Regions from separate parts of the Homo sapiens genome. Here region 1 is linked to region 2. Evidence: read pairs that join two places in POLR2A ChIA-PET (ENCODE). Cell type or tissue: GM12878. All regions are shown on one strand. Each heading gives the region's core, and the rest is flanking DNA. Links, peaks and the distances in the headings are about the cores only.

Region 1 (2,819 bases), core at 296-2,795, 150 kb before region 2:
CTCTCACATTGTAACTCGTAAAAACTAGCTTTAGCTCTTCTGCTATCTCACAGGCAGAGAGTGGGCAGTGTTGTCTGAGAGTCTTTTGATCCAAGTCAACTTGCTGAAATGTGTGAAATGTGGTCTTCCACCTGCCAGATGCTGTCATCTGCATCACCTGCAGGGGACAGTAAGGCATTTGCTCCCCGGGGGTTGTTCAACGCTCCTAACTTTGACTAACACTTTGTAGCACCCCTCTTTAGTCGTAATGCCAGGAGTAGGGATGAAGCCTTGGGAAGGTGCTCTCTGCCAACTCGAAGAGGGTGCGAACAGGAAGCAGATGAGTCTCAGCAGGGTACCTGCAAAAGCCAGGCTCCCAGTCTGTCTGCTCTTGCTCCAGGGGAACACTGACCCTGCCGACTGCAGATGTAGAAGCCTCGCCACAGTGATGAGAACTGAAATGAGTGAAATCAACTCTCTGCCCTTCAAAACAAAAGAGCAGGCAGAAGTGTAAGGAGGATGGCACAGTCCCAGAGACCATATGCATCCTGCTGTGGGAGCCTGGGAGCTTAATCAAAGCACCTACAGGTCCCGGGATCTGACTGTCTTTTCCAGATTTCATCCCTTGGCTGTATACCCGAAAAGGGCTGCAGGGCTGAGATGTTTAAAGCATGAATGGAAAATTTCTAACCTTCTCTCCCACTACCACCCCCATGCGTTGCTCCAGCCCAGTCTGAACACCACGAGGTATTTTAAAATAATTTCTACTTTGATGAATTGCTGGGGAGTCCACAATTGCTCATAATCAAAGGGAGAAAAATGCAAATGAGATCCGGCCGAGAACTATCACCACCAAACGTTTATTTCACTGCACAGTGCCAAAAAGAATTAAAACAACATTAAACTCACAGCAATCATGTTTAAGCCCTCGTTTCCAAGTGCCAAATTGCACCACTCTGGATCATACAGATGTTCGTTAATTATGCTAATTTTTATTAAACTATTAAAATGGAGAGAGTACTGGCTCAGTCAGGCAGACCCCAGCTCTGAATGAACCCTGCTCCTGTCTAAAGGTGCTAATTTACTGCATTTTTATTAAGTTGCTGATTCTTGAGTTTTAGTTTTAGGATGGCAAAGAGAACTGAATTTCTGGGATCAATGTTTTCTATAAAGTCTGATTTCTCTTTGCCCAGATGTTTGGAAAGATTGGAAAAATGCTGAGAGGCTCCCAGGAGACCTGAAATCCTCAATTTGGAAGTGTTTCTGTCTTCAAGGTAGGGATGCACATCTACAAGTGACTGTGTTAGGGCTTCAGAATTATACATGCTCACTATTCCATAACTCTACATATATTCTCAATGGTAGGGCTAAGATTTAAATTATACAAAATTGTTCAATGAAGATGTTTTAGATAAGAATATAAAAAGTTATTAAAAAAAAACCCACAAACCTTTCCATCAGGGCTTGCTTCTTGCCACAAAGTCTTTTTAGAAACTTTCATCTAAAATAAGCACAGTGTATGGTTTGTTCTCCTCATAAATATTTCTAGGTTTGACTAAACATCTGCTTCTCTCAATACCAACCTTGCCCCACCTCCTTGAACAACCCACATGAAGAAGTCTTAAAAATAAAAGTTGGCTATTTGCACTCCATTATATGGCTGTAGAAACTATTGGTCTGGATGAATGAAGCATTGAGTGAACCTGAAATAGACGCAGCGCTCACCATCAGCAACAATCAAAGTGTTTATGGCAGATTTCACACTGCCATAAAAGGATTTATGCTAATCTCCATCAACAAGGAAAAAAAAAAACCCTACCAAACCTGCCATAAAAAGAACAGCAAATTCTATAAACAAAAAGCAGTATGGCCACCAACAATGGGCATGTTGCACAGCTTGACTCTGCCTCCAGTGGTTTCCTATTGCTGTTTATGGTTTCAGGACTATCATGGACCTCCTCAGAGCTCCTCCTGTCACAGGGCCCTGAGTCCCTGTGTGGTGCTGCAAATACCCTGTCAGTAGGTGTCAGGGGATATTGGGGGAAAACCAGCAGGCGCCTATCATAAGGCTTAAAAGAGATTAAATACCCCTACTCCATGATTGCTACATTTTAATTTCTCTCCTCCCTGCTGGTTCCTATTTGTATAAGCTCTTCCATGGCTCCCCTGGAGTAGCACAGACATGACCTGGAATGACCATCCTGTCTTGGGATGAGAATTCAATTTCTAGGCTCAGTGAATCCTAGGCTGTTCCAACAAAAGGAACTCACCATCCTCCAGGGCACAGATTCTTAAACCAGAGTCTGTGAACCCCTGGCCTCTCTGTGGATGGATGTGAAGGAATCTTTGAACTCCCTGAAACTGGTGTAAAATTTTGTGTGCATGTGTACGTAGGCCTCGTCTCTGGGGTGAGGCCCAGAACTTTCATCAGATTCTCAAAGGGTTTATGAACCCTTTGCAGTTTACCAGCCGGCACTCTATGGGAAAAAAATACAATGGTCTTTATGGGCTGGATCTGTACTTTGGCCCAGGGTGGGTATCCTCGCGCTCCCCACACACAGGCCCCTGCTTTTAAAAAATACAATGAAGGAGAGGCCGGAGACGGTGGCTCACGCCTGTAATCCCAGCACTTTGGGAGGCTAAGGCGGGTGGATCACAAGGTCAGGAGTTCGAGACCAGCCTGGCCAATATGGTGAAACTCAATCTCTACTAAAAATACAAAAAAATTAGCTGGGCATGGTGGCGCACACCTGTAATCCCGGCTACTCGGGAGGCTAAGGCAGGATAATCGCTTGAACCTAGGAGGCAGAGGTTGCAGTGAGCCGAGATTGCACCACTGC
Region 2 (2,819 bases), core at 88-2,587:
ACAGCTATTCAATTCAGGGTTTTCGCAGAAGTCTAAACCAAAATCTGTGTAGAAAGCAATTATCAAGATTCCTCCAAAAGTCACAGAAATTTGGGTGTGGGGAAATTATGACATGTTATACACATAAATAGATGCCCTACATAGTACATGACCTATATAGTATAGTCTTCAAGTTCCCAAGACATCAATTATGGCTGTTACGTGGTGATGATACTTCAGCATCACCTCCATGTGATTTGACTCACAAGTTTTCAAAAGTGGCCTAAATCTGGACATGTCAATATATAGTAGCAACAGTTACTTTGAGAGGAAAATATGGAATGTTGATTCCTTAAAGTTCTTTCCAGGAATGTCCCCATGGCTCATCTGACACATGGTAAGGGTATATGATGGTACACCTATGTGACAAAAAGAGCCAGCATGACAAAGGCTGCATCTATGCCAAAGTAAAATAGCTTTTGGTACTGCTTATTTTTTCCCAACTTAAATGGCTATTTGTAAAAATTTAAATGACTAACAGACCAGTAGTTTTAGGCACAAAAGTCTAAAACAGAGAATGAAACAACCTGTAGAAAGCCCTCTGCTAGACTCTTATATGATCACTATGTTTTGCACGAAGCAACTGGGCAAAGGAAGTTGACTTCAATCGGGCAAGATCACAGTCAAGTTCAGCACTGCTTTCTGATTCCATAGACGTCTAAATCTGGAAGTGACAGTGCAAACCTTACTTGTGTTAAGGAAGAAGACTTATTGTACTTTAAACTAAAAAGAGAAACTAGTAATTTGAACATAAACTACAACTTGTATTTCCTTTCTTTTTAAAGCAGGGACCTAAAAATTGTAGCATATGATAAGGAGAAAAAAGTCATACTTTGAAAAAAGAAAAGGAAGGTCATGACATCCTAGGCAAGCAATTGAAAGGATTCAAAAAATTCTGAGTCCATCTTTAAAGATACTTTTTTTCTTTTACAATAAGCTTGCCGTTTTTCACCTAGGTCACAGAAAGCTTGCTGCAGATCAGGAAATGTCTTCAGTTTCCAAAGCCTCTCATAGCAGTGAGTCACTTCCTCTTTTTTTTTTTTTTCCATTTTCGCTGTTTATGGGTAAACATTGCTCTATTTGGATATATTTAATATTTTTGTGTCTGGCACAAATTTATCCATAAGGATCTAGCTTCTTTTCATACGTAATTCCTTTAATTTCCTGTCTGAGATCCACCTGTAGAATTATACTTCCGGTCTCCATCTACATCCTGTTTAAAGATATCACCGAGAGTGATATACCAATTTTTTAAAATTCTAAGCATTAGGAAAATGAGTACATAACACATTTATGTGTCTATGTGTATATACTATTTATGTAAACATATAATATATGCAAAACATATATGCATATACACATACGATATATGCAAATCTGTATATAGAAAAACTTAGTTTACTCAAGATTATTAAAATTGATCCTGGGAACAAAACAATACACCTTTTCTAGGCATTTATCCCTACTATAGAGACAGAGAAAGAAAGATTGTGAGAGGGAGACACACACATTCAGATGAGCCTTCAGGGAATTGTATGAACTTTTGAACCAGAGATGGAGAGCCAGAGCCCAGCCTGTTCCCACTTTAATAAACATTTTTTTCTTCAATTAATTAAGGTTTGGAAAGAAAAAAAAACCACAGAAGAGAAGTAATTTAGCATGCAATGCATACTTTACAGATGGATCCTACCTTCGGATGCTTATTAAATCTATGCATGACTGCGCTGGAGAAAATTAATTGCATTGTTTCTCACTATTGGAAAATAGGTTGCAAACAGCTCAAAAATAAAAAGGAAAATGAAGCAAGGTGGTTGTTGTTGTTTAAAAAAACAGCTATAGTATAAAAGAAATACTTTCAAAGTCCTAAAACAAGTAATACCCACGACTGGCATAAGAGCATAGATTTCTTTAAAATTGTTTTGATGTTTCAAAATACCATATATGCTGCCAGAATACATGTATCTACTTTAAGTTTGCAAATATTCTGGTCTAACTAAAATTTCCTACTCAGTAGCATTTGAACTATTCAGTTAAGTGGTAAGTTTTTGTTCAAATCCTGCTGTGAGGAAAGATTTACGTGAGCAGCTGGGAGTAGACACTGGCACACATTCACTGCATCATGGTTGGCTGGTATTCTCTCCATTCCAGTCTTGGGAAAAAGTGATAACTTCCTCATTTTTTCAGAGAAAAATAGAAAATATTATTATAAAATATTCAGAATACAGGTAATCATTTGCATTTTATCATCTTTAATTAGGAAAAAAAAAAGCACTACAGCTTCAGAAACTGAAGCCATTTTTCCTTTTCTGAAGGCCTGCTGGTGGAAGTTGAACTGTAACCTCTCTTAGACTGTCCTGAAAATGACCTTTATCAAACTTGAAAGGAGCATTCTCTGTCTAAGGAGTTAGACATTAATTTTCCTAACTCACATATTTCTAGATTTAAAAAAAATCCTTGTGTTACTTCCTTATAGACACTCCTTTTGGTAGGCCTTACCCTGTTGTTGACTGACTAAAAACATTTCACTTAAGAACTTCTAAACTTACTTGATTCCATGACCTAAATAGATGGTGGTTTTATTTTACTCTTTCACCTACTCTAAGTCTATAAATCAGTCTCTCTAATCCCTGGTTAACATGGTTATTTTAAACTATTTATCATGACACAAATTTTGCTAAAAGTAACAAACTAAGTACATATAAATAAATGAATCAGTCCTGTGTACAACAAGTTTTGTAGATACGGGTAAATATATACATTTACTAACATTGAGATTTATT

The links. Peaks named below come from ENCODE experiments on the same cell type or tissue, not always from the same donor. Only the 100,000 strongest peaks of a DNase experiment are listed, where the experiment ranks them.
Region 1: POLR2A ChIA-PET joins it to region 2 with 6 read pairs; 3 of 35 experiments call an interaction of 5 or more read pairs at or near these places.

The regions. Positions count from the first base shown.
Region 1 is chr17:48,143,639-48,146,457 of GRCh38, forward strand. The region is part of intron 11 of SKAP1 (src kinase associated phosphoprotein 1); the gene reads right to left. Among named protein-coding and RNA genes, the nearest start is that of MIR1203, 11 kb to the right of the region's middle. RefSeq lists an enhancer at 180-249. In GM12878, for the core only: no CTCF peak of the experiment used is centred there; a DNase peak (open chromatin) is centred at 1,671.
Region 2 is chr17:48,294,551-48,297,369 of GRCh38, forward strand. All of the region lies in intron 4 of SKAP1 (src kinase associated phosphoprotein 1), which reads right to left. The region is part of intron 1 of SKAP1-AS2 (SKAP1 antisense RNA 2); the gene reads left to right. Among named protein-coding and RNA genes, the nearest start is that of SKAP1-AS2, 1.6 kb to the left of the region's middle. In GM12878, for the core only: no CTCF peak of the experiment used is centred there; DNase peaks (open chromatin) are centred at 632 and 1,041; H3K4me3 peaks cover 1,298 bases; H3K27ac peaks cover 1,765 bases.